2 separate regions of the Homo sapiens genome follow, and region 2 is linked to region 1. The links are chromatin loops, found by intact Hi-C in ENCODE. Cell type or tissue: IMR-90. All regions are shown on one strand.

Region 1 (8,000 bases):
AGTGGCTCATGCCTGTAATCCCAGCACTTTGGGAGGTCAGGGAGGGTGGATCACTTGAGGTCAGAAGTTCCAAACCAGCCTGGCCAACATAGTGAAATCCCATCTCTACTAAAAATACAAAAAATTAACCAAGTGTGGTAACGCGTGCCTGTAATCCCAGGTACTCAAGAGGCTGAGGCAGGAGAATCGCTAGAAGGCAGAGGTTGCACTGAGCCGAGATAGCGCCACTGAACTCCAGCCTGGGTGACTGAGAGACTCCTTCTCAAAAGAAAAAAAAAAAAAAAAAGACAGAATACTATCCTGTATTTAGAATTAAAAACAAAATAAAGATGCATGCACGTAATGGGGGAAAAATTAACCTAGCAGTTTTATAAAAGAGGCCTGAAAGTCTGATGCATCATAGGAATGTCTTAACTTCTGGATTGAGGATAGGAAGAGAATGAATTCATATAAAGAACTTCAGGCCTTATTGAGACAAACGTTTTTAAAAATCCAAATTTAAGGGGTAATAACACTTCTTTGGTACTTACTAATCAGGCCACATATGGAGTACATGTTCTACTCTGGACATAATAGATAAGCCAGAGAGCATCCAGAGAGGAATAACAAAAAGTCTAGAAACTCTAATATACAATTACTACAGATAAAGAGAGGATTTACAGCCTGGAAAAAAAAAACTGTAAGAATCTGAGAGCTGAGCACTGGCTTTAAACATAATATAGCACCTTCTCTTAATAGTTTTCCAAGCACTGTCACATACACACTCTTCTGAAATTCACAATAACCTTTTAAGATAGACAGGGTAGGTATCACTGCAGGTGAAAAAAACTGCCCAAAGTCAAATACCTAATAAGCTGGGTAGCCTCCTGCAGTTTAGCTGTTGTTGGTTTGGCTGCTGGCATCCAAACAACAGCTAAACCTGTTCAGGTAACAGTTCTGGTAACAGCACACCCCTGCTAGTAAAAAACCACTCTATGTGGTTGTGGTGGAACTGTCACACTTATCCCCCACCCCATGAGATAGGGATTATCAGACTATTTTGGACACCTCCTCTTCATCCAAAGGGTGGGCATGTGATCAATCGGAAGCCGCAAGCATGTGAACGTGGAGCTGCTGGTGACCATCACCCCCATCATCAACATCCCATGTAGAAGAGCCCAAGATTATAAGGCCACCAAAAAACAGCTAAGGAAAATGAAAATATCTCACACTGACCACGTCAAACCAATTGACCTTAAAGTATGATATATGTCTCTTTCTGGAGTTTGGTTACACAGATTGGTATAGTCTCCCTTTTCTACTTAAGCTATTTTGAGTTAGTTTCTGTTACCTGTATCAGAAAGAATCCCGAATAATACACCATGTACTCTTATTGTCTTTCTACTACAGCTCTTTCCACTACTAACATGAAACCTATGTCAAAACTAAGACCAACCTGGAAATGGGAAATTAACAGATTTTAGCTCACTATAAATATTTTTCAACCATTAGAGGCTGACCAAAAATGGAATTGACTGATTTATGCAACAATGTTCCTTATTGCTATAAACTGGTAATGAATCCTCACACTGAATGAAAAACTGAATTGGATATTTCTCAAGTTCCTTCCAATTATAAAATCACATGCTTCTAGGTGAGTATAAGGTGTACTTAACTGTCCTTCTTTAAAATGGTAAAGACATCCAAATGAGGATTTTGTTATTTCCTGCAAGAATCCCTGAATATTTAGTCGTATTATTCTAATGACACAAAATGAAACATTTCCTTAAAAAAGAAAAATAGCAAAGCTACAGTAAATGAAGAGTATAGTCTTGGAATTAGAAGTGAGTTTTACTGGCTGGGCGCGGTGGCTCACGCCTGTAATCCCAGCACTTTGGGAGGCCAAGGCAGGCAGATCACCTGAGTCTGGAGTTCAAGATCAGCCTGGCCAACATGGTGAAACCCCATCTCTACTAATAACACAAAAATTAGCCAGGCGTGGTGCCACGTGCCTGTAATCCCAGCTACTCGGGAGGCTGAGGCAGGAGAATCACTTAAACCCGGGAGGCCAAGGTTGCCGTGAGCCAAGATCGTGCCATTGCACTCCAGCCTGGGTGACAGAGCAAGACTTCGTCCCGAAAAAGAAAAAAAAAAAACAGTGGGTTTTTTAATTTTTGCCACCGAATAGCTGAGTTTAGCTTGAACTACTCAAGCTACCCTTGGACTACCCTGTTCCCTCATCTATAAAATGGAGTAACAGTTATTTCCTTCCACACCTACGCTACAGGGTTGTTTCATATATCAAAGAGCATATGAACATACTCTCAAATTTAAACACCCATACAAATGTTAAATTACAATAGCTTTTTTGGCAGAATCCTTACTCAAATTTTCAGCGTTACTTAGAAATGTTCAACAGAAGTAGCTTCCACTAAATACAATCCAATCAATATTTGAATGAAATACATAAAGATTTCTCACTGCCTGCCAATGTAAGTCTTTTATACAGTCTGATAAAGACACCAGCTTATTTTAGGGAAAAAATAGCTCCAAGGAATCGTAGAAGTCAATACATTTTGTTTAATAATTTGACTAGAAGTCTAAATTAACTGAGCTAGTGACCTTGCCTAAGTTATTTACCTCTTTGAACCATTTTCTACATCTGTAAAATGGACACAGTGATACATTTCTTGCAAGATCGTTTTAAGAACTGTAAATAGAATACACAAGCTCTTGAGTCACAAGAGAGGTTCAATAACACTGGCTTCTCAATACACAAAGAAGCATATAAATGTAGAACGAACGCGGGACAACAGCCTGTTGCAGTGAATCCAAATCTGTTACCAGACTGATTTGGTTCAAAATGGCCAAAAAGAATAAAGTAAACGGCAGTACATTTCATAGACAGAACCCTATGTCTAGGAACCAAGAATCCTCTTGATTCATCAGGCTACAATATAACTCGGCCTCCAGCAACAACTTAATGTATCAAAATCAGAAATATACGTACACGATGCAGCGACTGGCTCAGGTGTGTAGCATTACTATCATTGGGAACACTATTTCGTCAAACTGTAAAGTGCAAGCAAACTGGGTTCCTGACCTGAATTTCATGGAAGTCTAAACAACTCCATTACTGTACACAGGAGTCGCCCCAAACAAACATCACACATCTCACTTCTGCCTCAGCAACGGCGGCGACCCTGGGTTCCCCTACAGAGATCAGAGGAGAGGAGAGGACAGGACACAGCCCCACCCTCTTGCCAAAGGGTCCACAGCCGTTTCCACAGGCCACGTGTTTCCCCGTGATCCCAGACTCCTCGCCCGCTGTGGGACGGAACTACAGGGCAAACCGGCGCCATCACCTGTCTCCACGCTCCCTGAAGGCTGCTCGTCTCTCCTAAGGTCTTTGGCCACAGTTCCTGGGCAACTCAAAAGCCTGACGATAGGCCGCTGGACTCGAGTTCTTCTCCGGGCACACAGGTTCAAACGGGTCAAGAGCCCCACGCCGGGAACCGCCATTGCTAAAAAAAAAAAAAAAAAAAAAACAGCACTAGCGCGAAGCTGAAAGGTCAGCGCGTTTTCGCGCATGCGTCGGGGGGGAGGGGGGGGGCAAAAGAAATGGGAAGCCTCGAGGGTCAAACTAGGCGAAAGAAGTTCGCTTTTAGAGGAAGAGAGGAAATTGAGGCCGGAAAGAAGATACCTAAGCTTTCAGACATGGTTTACTTCCACAGTCACACAATTTACCAAATGAAAAGTTCCATAGAAGGAGCGCTCCACCTACTCTTGTAAATAGCATCATGAAAATAGAACCAGAGCCCGGGCGCGGTGGCTCATGCCTGTAATCCCAGCACTTTGAGAGGCTGAGGGAGGTGAATCTCCTGACGTTACGGGTTCGAGACCAGCCTGGCTAACATGGCGAAACCTTGTCTCTACTAAAAAATACAAAAAAATTAGCTGGGCGTGATTACATGCCTGTAATCCCAGCTACTTGGGAGGCTGAGGCACGAGAATCACTTGAACCCAGGAGGCGAAGGTTGCAGTGAGCCGAGATCGCGCCACTGCACTTAAGCCTGTGCAACAGAGCGTGACCCTGTCTCAAAAAAAAAAAAAAAAAAAAAGTTAAAATAATGGAAAGGCTTTTAACCTCTCTGAAAGGGGCACCAGGAGCAGGCAGGGCATCATCATCTTCCTTGAACCATGTGAGGACATTTTACAACCTCTGCCAATATGCCTCAATTCAAATTAAAATTCAAGTGGTTTTGCCAGCCCCTCCTCCAAGTGAGAGGTACATACCTCATCTTAAAGCCATACGAAAGGCATTGGAGAGGACTGGTTCAGTCTTCTCATTTTGGACATGAGAAAGTGGGGCACAGATCAGACAACGACTGGCTATAGGTCACACCTGGGGAGTCAAAGTTTAAAGTCAGAGCTCTGCCCTTGATTCAAGGCTCCTCCTCAGTGCCTGTGTCATAACCAGTGGCCCTTGCTCGGGTGCCTGGGAAAAGGACATACGAAACAGTGCAAAGAAGCCTGCAACTGAAGGCAGCCTCCCCGGGGGAATACACTGCTGCTGGAGGCGAAAGGAAAAGCAAGGGGCCTCGCAATCGGAGCGTGAGAGAGGACAAACCAGCACCGGAACTGACTAGCCAGCTCTGTGTTAGCATGGTGCTATTGCCTTGCAGGTATTTTCCTTTTTAATCATCTCAACAAATCTGAGTGATTAAACCCATTTCATGGATGAGAACACGGAGGCTTAGAGACAGTAAGTAACTTGTCTAAGGTGGCCTCATTAGAAGTTGGCTGTGCTGGCTGGGTGTGGTGGCTCACGCCTGTAATCCCAGAACTTTGGGAGACCAAGGCGGGAGGATCACCTGAGGTCAGGAATTCCAGACCAGCCTGGCCAACATAGCGAAACCCTGTCTCTACTACAAATACAAACATTAGCCAGGTGTGGTGGTGGGCACCTGTAATCCCAGCTACTTGGGAGGCTGAGGCAGGAGAATCACTTGAACCCAGGAGGCAGAGGTTTCAGTGAGCCAAGATTGTGCCACTGCACTCCAGCCTGGCAACAGAGCAAGACTCTGTCTCAAAAAAAAAGTTGGCTGTGCCATTTGACCCCAGGTCAGTCCCCAGATCCTGGGCCTTCCACTCGGACACACACTCAAGGCCACCCTCAGGCCACACAGAGTCCTGCCACTCCCACATGGATGTTGAAGAATCTCAAAGTTAGATAGAAGTATATTTGATTTTGATACTTCCAAGGAAAGTCCTGCGTAAGCAATGAGTTTGGGGATGGATGTGAGGACTTTTTAATTTTTGTGGGGGATATTTAATCCCTTTAGCAGAATAAAATGTTCTCCAGCCACTTGGCAGTAGGTACTTTTTTTTTATTTTATTTTTTGAGACAGAGTCTTGCTCTGTCGCTCAGGGTAGAATGCGTTAGTGCAATCTCAGCTCACTGCATCCTCCTCCTCCTGGATTCAAGCAATTCTCCTGCCTCAGCCTCCCAAGTAGTTGAGATTACAGGCACCTGCCATTATGCCCGGCTAATTTTCGTATTTTTGTAGAGACAGGTTTTCACCATGTTGCCCAGGCTGGTCTTGACCTCCTGAACTCAGGTGATCCACCCACCTCGGCCTCCCAAAATGTTGGGATTACAGACGTGAGCCACTGCACCCAGTTGAAAGTAGCTATTTTTATAGAACTATTCTGTCGTAAGGTATTACTTCTAGCTCACTGGCCTGCATCTTCCAGAAAAGAAAACTTTGCATTTAATGTTTAAAATGAAATAAATGCTTATTTTTATAAGGTTGATATGGTTTGCATCTGTGTCCCCACCAAATCCATGTTGAGATATAATCCCCAGTGCTGGCCGTGCGGCCTGGTGGAAGGTGTTTGGATCATGGGGGTGGATCCCTCATCAGTGGCTTAGCGCCATCCCCTTGGTGATAATTGGATGTGTTCTCGGAAACCTGGTTGTTTAATAGTTTGTGGCACCTCCCCTCGATTTTGCTCCCGCTCACTCCATGTGACGTGCCTGCTCCCCCTTTGCCTTCTGCCATGATTGTAAGCTCCCCGAGGCTTCCTCAGAAGCAGAGGCCAGTGCCATGTTTCCTGTACAGCCTGCAGAACCATGAGCCAATTAAACCTCTTTTCTTTGTAAATTACCCAGCCTCAGGTATTTTTTTATAGTGATGCAGGAAGGGCCTAATGCAAAGGCGTACTGTTTTGTTTTGTTTTCAAGCTAAGGTATATTGTTTATGCCTTATTACAAATTTGAGGGATATCAGAAACTGGGGGATACTGTAAGCCCAGCAAGGGGAGGAATACTCTATGGCTTCAAGCCTGGGCTCTCCTGCATATGGGGTTTCACAATGGGAATGGTGCTTGATGCATTCAACTAATACCTTATTTGTAGACATCTGTATCATTTTCAGCTTTTAAAATATGATCAGCTACATTGTAGCCAATATCCCCAGTTAAGTCACAGCTGATATACAACTTTATTTCCTTATAATAAAATACTAGAAGTTACTGGTCAGATTTAAGATGTTCAATACAAATTGCTCTCTAGAAAAACTGTTCCATTTTACCTTCAGACAACAGTTATGAAAGGCTCATTTTTCCAAACCCTCATGGTTTGGAAACTATATTCATGGTTTCCAAATCTCCTGTGTCCCCACTAAATCTCATGTTGAATTCTAATCCCTAATGTTGGAGATGGGGCCGGGAAGTAATTGGATCGCAGGCGCAGATTTCCCATGAATGGTTTACACCATCCCCTTGGCACTGTCCACACGATTGTGAGTGAGTTCTCATGAGATCTAGTCATTTAAAAGTGTGGCACCTGCCCCCTCACTCTCTCTGGCTCCTGCTCCCACCTTGTGAGATGTCTCGCTCCCCCTTCGCCTTCCACCGTGACTGTAAGTTTCCTGAGGCCTTCCCAGAAGCTGAGCAGATGCCAGCATCATGGTTCCTGTACAGCCTGTGGAACTGTGAGCCAGTTAAACTTCTTTTCTTTAGAAATTCCCCAGTCTCAGATATTTCGTTATAGCACTCACTAACACTCACTAACTCTGAGTTTGCTTTTTCTTTTTTATTATTACTAGATGAATATTATTTTATGTATTCATTGCCCATTTGTATTTCTTCTTTTCTGAATTGCCAGTGTATTTCCTTGACTCATTTTTTTTCTATTACTGTGTTTGTCTTTTTCCCGTTTGTTGATGAGTACCTTCATATAGTGGGAATACCCACACTGATATACTTCATTATATAAAAATCGAAACTTCTGTATGTTACAAAACACCAGAAAAACAAATGAAAAGACAGAAGAAATTATCGAGAAAAACAAATTTACAATGAATAGAACAATTTTTCTTTATACCTTCTGTACAGTACTGAGCATCACACTTAGAAAGTCCTTCATAATCCTCAAGATCAGGTAAATGTTCATTTTTTGTTATCTCTTAGTTTGTTAGTATGTTTATAGTTTTATTTGTTAACATCTTTACAACAACTGGAATTAGTTTCTGGCATGAAGTTTAAAGCAGTAATAATTTTAGCTGGATTTTTTCCCAGGAAGTTAATTAATTGCCCTAACAAAACTTATTGAACAATTCTTCTTTGCTCACAGGGTCTTAACTCCACCTTTATCATATGCTAAAAAGTATGTTCTTATAAAAATTCAGATTAGTTTCTGGACTTCCTATTCTGTTATTCTGTTCCATGATCTGTGATCTTTTCTAAATTCTAAAGCTGTCCCTATTCCAACAAGGGCTCCCAAATTCTCAGAAATAGAGTTTGCATTGCTTTGGTCATCTCTGTTCATATTCTTATCTCTTATGTTAGACTGTGAGTTCCCTGAGGAATGGGAACTCTCCCTGTGACCGTGAGTTCCCTGAGGGAAGGGAGGTCTCACTCCTCTTTGTACCCCGAGAGCCGAGTGTGGTGTAATGAAGGGAGGGCAAAACAGCACATGGGGAAATGAGGAAGCCCCAGGATTACAGTTGCCAGAT
Region 2 (8,000 bases), 310 kb before region 1:
CTGACACTTGTAGCACAAACAGCAGCAGCTGCTTACACGGTGGTTGCTGTGTGCTAGGTCCAAGCCATGTGCTTTCTGCAAACTAACTCATTTAAGCTTCACCAACATCCTTCTGAGGTAGAAGCTACTGTCAATACCACTCTACAGAGGAGGAAACTGAGGCACAGGTGTTAAGTAACTTGCTTAATACTAACATCTACTGGGCACCCATGCTGTACCATGCATGGTGCTAAGCATGCCAAGTGAATTATTTCATTTCAACGTTATAATTACCACTACTTCCCGCTTTTACAGATAAGAAAACTGAGGCACAGGTAGGTTAAATGATTTCCCCAAGTTACACAGCCTGCAAGGATTTGTGAAAGAGCTCTAAGCCAAGAAATGTGAACCTAAAACGCTCAATTAACCCTGCATTTTACTTCTTCCAGTGTAATGAAAACGCCCTCAGGTGCTTAATGTTCATGGATGAATTGTATTCCCTCACACACACAGGATTTACTTAACCCTTTACCAGTGTTGGACATTGATGTGGATTCTATTCTAAAACACTTTGAAAAACACTATTGTTCACAAACACGTGATGTAGGTCTCAGATCATTTAGAGTAAGTCCTTAGAAAAGAAGTGAGTAGATCATGGGGTGTTGTGTGATGCATGTTGTCAAACTGACCTTAGATAAACTATCCAATTTATAGTCCCTCCTGTCGTGCAGAGGAGAGCCGGTCTTGCTGAACCTTTTCATCCCTAGTTATTACAACTATTTTTCCCCATAACTTCTCACTACTTTAATTTGCATTTCTTTGATTACTAGTGAGGTCGATTTCTTTTTCCCCATGTGCTTAGGTGTTATTATACATTTTGTGGTTTCGAATGATTCCAGCAACACAGTCTGCTTTTCAGCTGGTGGCACAGCAGAGTGAACACAACATGAAACTGGGAGGTGCAAGGCCACCAGTTCTATGCAGCAACAGTGCGTGAAGCCTGGAAGAGTCCCTGCTGGGGCCTGGGCTGCAGGAGAGCCCTTCCAATCACAGAGGCAGAAGGCTGTGGGCAGGAGCCCTGGTAAAAACTTCTATTTTTATTGCTACTATTCTTATTTTGGAATTACCTCTTTGCCTTAAAAGGTAAGGATAGCCCCTCAAACTCTGTATCCAAGGCCGGGTGCAGTGGCTCATGCCTGTTATCCTAGCGCTTTGGAGGCTGAGGTGGGTGGATCACCTGAGGTCAGAAGTATGAGACCAGCCTGGCCAACACAGTGAAACCCTGTCTCTACTAAAAATATAAAAATCGGCCGGGTGTGGTGGCGGGCATCTGTAATCCTAGCTACCCGGGAGGCTGAGGTGGGAGAATCGCTTGAACCCGGGAGGAGGAGGTTGCAGTGAGCTGAGACCATGCCACTGCACTCCAGCCTGGGCGACAGAGCAAGACTCCATCTCAATAATAATAATAATAATAATAATAATGATAATAACAATAATTCTGTATCTACTTCTACCCCCTGTTAACTTGTTAGGCAGTCATTTACAGCAAAGCTTAGTTATGGGCTGGAAAACCAGAAAATATCCAAAATCAATCTGAGGTAAGACATTTGCCACTGAGCAGCCTCAATGCTTCTGTGTTAACGACCTGTACATGGTATAAGACCTGTACTGTCTTAACACCGGGCACGGTAGGAGGTCACAATTTCTGTGTTGCTTTTGTTGTCATTGAAATTATGTTTTGAGCATTTGGGTTTTGAATGCTGAGAAGACTGCTTCCTGGTCAGGTTCGACACAGATTAGTCATTTTGAAAGCCATCGTCACTGGCCCCTCTGCATAGCCCCTTTCCTCCCTCCCTCCCCACTTTAGCTGAGCCAGGCTTGCAGCTCCAGAAGCCACAGAGTCCTCCCCTGGGGACTCCTGTGTGACCGCCCATCAGTAGCCTGAGAAATGCTGTAGAACATGAACCACTGAAAAGTCTTCAGCACCTACTGTCTATAGGCTCCCAGACTCTATAGAAAATCCAAGGGCAAGACTTAAAAACTACCATGTAATAAGGCATTACAATTGTTACACCCCACTGTGAAAGGCTAAAAGAAATCATTAGGAAGTATGCGGTTGGTGCTTTGCATCAGAAACAATCTACCCTCTTACCTCTGCTCTTAGGCTGATGGTGAGTAGGCTTTTATGAAGCACCGTTCTCATTCCTGACAGTCCTGTGAACGCTTTCCTGGATTGCATGACTTTAGGGAGGAAACCGTACCGTGTGGCTTTGACGCGTTTTTCTCAATTGATATTCGGGTTTCACAGTGTGCTTAGAGAAGGGGCTAAAATCCTAAGGTGCTACTTGTGCAAGTACACGCCACGAGCATAATCAGAAGACAGATAAAAAATGACAGAAATAGGACAAGAATACAAACAGCCTGTCACTTCCTACAGAGGGAGCGTGGTTGGTTTTCTTCTCCACCCAAAAATGTTACACTATCACTTTAACTTTGTCAAAACTGCCATATATAACAAACCAAAATAACTAAGAATTTTGGGTTAAACTTCCTTCTGTTTGCACAAGGTGCCAAAATTCCAATTTAATAAAAATACAGGTCATCCGGGAAATTTTAAATTATCTACTTTGCAACGCAGTCCACATGACATAGAAAACTATAAACCATTTAATTAATAAACATCTATTTTGTACCTAGCAAGGGCTGGGCTCTGACAGGTGCAAGCGGACTCCCCATGGGGGTCGCTCTGGTAGATTTCTCCTTCAGACAAGTTAGCAAGAATGGCTCTTCTAGTAGCTTCGCTATAGGACGCCCATTACCAGCTAAAATGTGTACTGCTGCATAGGGTTTCAAAGCCAAAAATATATTTTCTGATATGTTTAAGGAAATGAGATCAAATTTTTCTTTTTAGAAAAATGAAACTAATTATCTTACATTTTAAAAGACATTAACAATGGCACTTCTAGGAAAACATGCTGAACACATTAACACAGGGTGGGAAAAAGATAAGGAAAGCAAAGTGGAATGTGATCGCCCAGACAAATTGTGTCCATGAGTTCAATGGGACAAGCAGGGTCTTTACACAGAATTCCCGGGTGAACGGGACGGAGATGAAACAGAAGTTACACTTGCCAACAGCCCCATCTCTCATCTCAGGAGAGATGAGGCCAGCGAAACAACTACTAGCAACTGCTTGGGAAACATCTGAAATATGAGCATGTGAAAAACAATATGTTTAACAGAAAATGAGCAAGTCTATTCACTGCATATGCAGCAGCTAATTATGAGAAAAATTAGGAGACAGTTCTGTTCATTCACATGACTCCTTCTCAACCACAATGGAAAATGATACCCTTCTTTTAAAAAGTGATTCTCCTTAGAATAGCAACATTTGGGCTGGGCACAGTGGCTCACGCCTATAATCCCAGCACTTTGGGAGGCTGAGGCGGACGGATCACCTGAAGTCAGTAGTTCAAGACCAGCCTGACCAACACGGTGAATGAAACCCCGTCTGTACTAAAAATACAAAAAATTAGCCAGGCGTGGTAGTGGGTGCCTGTAATCCCAGCTACTTGGGAAACCGAGGCAGGAGAATGGCTTGAACCCAGGAGGTGGAGGTTGCAGTGAGCTGAGATTGCACCACTGCACTCCAGCCTGGGCAGTACAGAGCAGGACTCCGTCTCAAAAAAAAAAAAACAAAAAAAATGCAACATTTGGAATGCCTGTAACCACTGGCTCACATTCCCCATCTTCTCAGTGGCCTCCAAGGTCCTCATGAGCCACACTGACTTGTTATCACCCAGGCAGCTGCAGCCTGGCACTGGGCCTGATACCCAGGAGCACGGGATAGATGTGTGGATTAACTTAAGAAATCAGCCAGAGGCTTGCTGCCTGCCTAATGAACTGGGGGTTCTGTGGGAAGTGAGACAAACAGTTACCCTTCCCTCCTCCATGAACAAAATCCTGAGCCTGGTCCTCCCGTGGGGGCCCTCAAAGTCCAGTCAGCCATGCTTCGCTGTGGTCATTGGGGTGGGGCTGGGGAGGCCCCATTAAAGCCATGCCTTTATCCAGCGATCCCTTCCTGGTTCCCAGATCTGCAGTCTAGCAGATGCCTGCTGCTTTCCATTGCTTTCCAACCCTAGTGTCATGTTCTAGACCAGTGGATGGTCATGACACACTGGCCTAGCCTGTTCCTTCAAAAGCCCCTCCCCTTCCGGAGGCGTCTGTATCTAGGCATTGGTATCCAGATACAGAAACTGACCGCCAAGGCTGTAGGTCTCACTGAAAGAGCCAGGAGCAGCGTTCTCCTCTGGTTGGCAGAAGGGGCTTTGGGCATCTCTTTAGAGCGACTCACATTCACCAACCCCGCTGTCAGGTGCCTAACATGCTTCTGTGATGGCCTCAGCCATGTTCCGCTCCAGAATTTGCTCTGAAAGCTCTCTGGGCCTGGAAGCCTGCAATTTCTTTTTTCAGCATGATTTGGTCTATTCAGTATACCACCCCGTGCAAATATCCCTCTGATACAGGGTAACGAATGGGCTAATTTTGGAAAGGGGAAATCTGGGGTCCGGAGAAGATGAAGACTGAAGTATAGAGGTTAGCATAAAATTAAAGGTCAGTCAGAAAAGAGAAAACTGCTCTGAAAACATAATGGATGAATATTACTCTTCAGCAAAGTTCAATTTGAACAAGAATTGTAGGTTGCGCTGGCAGAATGGTAACTAGAAAATCCACAAATGCCCAGTCAGACTGCTAATGCATTGTCAGGCCTGCTTTTTATGATGTCACAATGAATGACTCTAGATGACAGGCAGTGCAGATTCAGTTAAAACATAAAGTACCTGGCGGACTATTTCTGGAGGTTACAGTTTTGTTATTAAAAAAAAATACACAAATAATGGGTCTGGAAGAGGAAGCATAATAAATTTGAGGACTCAGAAGTGATGCTAAATTTGGACATTTGAAGAAGGGGCACAGGAAAGCAATTCAAAGGCACTTGAGTTATCAACGTGCACAGAGGAAATTAAGTAGGAGGCATGTTGGAAAGGCACCCACTGATATCGACCTGGATGGAAGCCCCTGAAGTCGCAGTTCCTCCACAGCATGGGCTTTGAACTCCTGCGCTTGGGTCTGGCTTCCACAAAGATGAACTCAGAATGGAAAAATTAAAAAAAAAAAAAAAAAAAAAGTTGGAAGCCATTGCCACTACAGTGCCAACCTGGCCAGCCACAAGACCATAATATTTTTTAAACTCTGACGGCTAGAAATGGACACAAATTGCTCTTTTGTGGTTGCCAGCAGGTTTCTGAATCATCTTTGGGTTAGGGCTTCAGTAGACTTTTGATTTTGCAAGGTCTAGTAAAGAACTTTTATACACACAAGTTAAGTCGGAGGCCACGGTCCACCGGCCCCACCCCTGGGACTGGGTTTTGGGGTTGTTGCTTCCTTTTCATAAATTAGTAAATTCACAACTGGTGCTGATGTGAAGGATGGCGCCAGCTTGGAAACTGTCATGGTAATTCTAGTAGTGTTTAATGCACGTAACAAAATCAGGGGCTGGGAGACTACTCATGCAAGGGGGCGCCTCATTGATGTGGACCACTGACCAACCTACAGGTAGCGAAGACAAAGAGAGAGCCGGCACGGAGGTTCATGCCTGTAATCCCAGCACTTTGAGACGCTGAGGTAGGAGGATCGCTTGAGCCCAGGAGTTAGAGACCAGCCTGGGAAACATAAGGAGACCTAGTCTCCACAAAAAATTTAAAAAGAAAAATTAGCTAGATGTGGTGGTGAGTGCCTGTGGTCCTAGCTACTCGAGATGAGCGGGAGGATTGCTTGAGCCTGGGAGGTCAAGGCTGCAGTGAGCTGAGATGGTGCCACTGCACTCGCCTGGGTGACAGAGAGAGACCCTGTCTCAAAATAAAAAAAAAAAAAAAAAGAAAGAAAGAAAAGAAAAGAGAAAGAGAAAGAGAGAAGAGAGAAGAGAGAAGCAGGATGGAGCAAAGGGATACAAATGAAGGAAGAAGGGTATAGGTCCATGTGGAAGGAGAAGGAAAACAATAACCTGGAGAAAAGGTAGGTGGAGCTTGTGAGGGCTCCTGGGGCAGCCGCCAGCTGCGTGTACTAATGTGTCCCCGATGAAGGTGCTAGAACCTCTCACTGGGAGTCAGGGTATCTCTGAACAACATCCTTCCTGCAACTGCACTTCTAAGGGAAGAAAGCTGGGTCATAAACCCCTAACCCCCGACTCACGCCAGCTATTTAAATGAGCCCACTCCTTTTACTGATTAACATGGCAAGGACGCACTGATGCCTTCTAATGAATGTAAAGGCAAGAAGCCACACTGGGTGGCCCTTACTTGGAGGCAGACTCCCTAGAGGGCCAGATGCTGACGCCCCTCCCATGCTAGGATCCCACTGATAGAGGACCCTGTCCCTCCACATCAATGATCATCCTGGGAGCATCCCAGGTCCTACAGGAAGCCACCCCTGAGGGTGTTGTCACAGGCAGGGACAGGAAGCACTAGAGAAATGGTTCCCCACCCGAGTGACTAGGAGAAGTCCTGGTGACTGCACGCAGGGCAGACACTGTTCCCTCCCACAACGTGAGGCCCTTCCCACCTGATGGGTGGGCAGCTGGACCGGCCTCGGCTTCTGATGCCTCATCTGTACTGCAGGGACAGAATCCTTCCTTTTGAGTTTTCTGGGAGGGATGAAATGAGATAATACCTTCAAAGTGTTATTCATCACTTTCTTGTGGATTCCCTAACTTGAGGAAGAAAAGGTATAGATGGAGAAAAATAGGCTGAGAAAACAATGTCTGTGGCCAGTCCTTGGGGAGCCGGATGAACCTGCAGTTGACACCCAAAGACGGCTGCCCAGGGTCAACGGAACAGTCCAGGCTCGGGGCACGTGCAGAGGGGTGGTTTCTGGCTTCTCATCACACCAACAGGGAGCAGTGTTGGAACGTTGCCAGGAGAGTGGTGAGCAGCTGCCCTGGGCACTGGAGGGGCGGCGTGGGTTTAAAGGCCAACACCACGGCTGTCCAGTGGAACGCTGTCGGCAGCGTCCTTAACTGCCCCTGCCTCTGATGCCTCATCTGTACTGCAGGGACGGACTACGCCTTCCTTTTTGTATCCTGGGAGGAATGAAATGAGATGATACATTCAGAGTGTTTAGCACAGTGCCTGACACATAAGAAGCCCTTGTTTCATTTGGTATTAACTCAATTAAAATACATTCTCAATGGAGTAGGTTATCTTGAAGCTCTGTTTGCTTGATCGCCTGGGGAAGGGGGTGCGGGTGGCACACAGGAAAGGGTGAAGAACCGAGTGTCTGTCTGAAGGTGATGATTATTTCAGATCGGCATTGTCTTTGTCTAAGCTGTAATCAACAGGCCTTCACAATGCCAGGAAAGAGTGACGTAGCTGACTGTCATCACAAGACGCTGCTCCTCCTGGGGATGGCTGGTCTCTGATGAAGAAGCTACACCCATTTCCACAATACGGATGCAGAACAAACCAGTATTTCATTTATTAAAACAAGGCAGGAAGAGAAGCTCTAATCCATTCTCTCTCATGCGTATCTAATAGGTAAGGCAGATTATTTCAGTATTTTCATATTTTCTCTTTAATAAGGGCATGTCAGATTTTTACCATGTTAAACTGCTTTCACCAGTGTGAACCACAGAGTGCCATGATAGACATGGAGAAAGACCAGCCTCGTTCTCATTTGCCTTTTTCTAGCACCACTCTTGCTTTCATTTACTTATTCATTTATTCAACAAATATTTATGGAGTATTCGCGGTGCCTCCGACCCACGGTTCTTCAGAAGCCAAGATGAGGGCTGTGAGGAGCAGAAAAGGTGGTCACTAGTCATGGGTTTCTGAGAGCCTGAAGGACCCTGCAGCTGGGTCTCTGGTGATGACACCCTAGGGAGGCCGCCTAAAGGCCCCAGGCCCCATAGCTGCACAGCGGCCCACCAGTGACACCCCCAGTCCACAACCTGTCCTTTGTCGAGA

The links. Peaks named below come from ENCODE experiments on the same cell type or tissue, not always from the same donor. Only the 100,000 strongest peaks of a DNase experiment are listed, where the experiment ranks them.
Region 2: it touches region 1 in a loop (4-fold over the local background); 6 of 110 quality-filtered maps call a loop at or near these places.

Annotation. Positions count from the first base shown.
Region 1 is chr10:30,345,775-30,353,774 of GRCh38, forward strand. It overlaps MTPAP (mitochondrial poly(A) polymerase), which reads right to left and starts at 3,504. Exons shown (of 9, transcript NM_018109.4): 1 at 3,345-3,504. The coding sequence starts at 3,501. RefSeq lists enhancers at 1,984-2,484, 3,066-3,165, 3,176-3,245, 3,296-3,345, 3,376-3,515. In IMR-90, no CTCF peak of the experiment used is centred here; a DNase peak (open chromatin) is centred at 3,577; H3K4me3 peaks cover 1,310 bases; H3K27ac peaks cover 1,120 bases.
Region 2 is chr10:30,032,789-30,040,788 of GRCh38, forward strand. All of the region lies in intron 2 of JCAD (junctional cadherin 5 associated), which reads right to left. Among named protein-coding and RNA genes, the nearest start is that of JCAD, 23 kb to the right of the region's middle. RefSeq lists an enhancer at 1,805-2,401. In IMR-90, no CTCF peak of the experiment used is centred here; no DNase peak of the experiment used is centred here.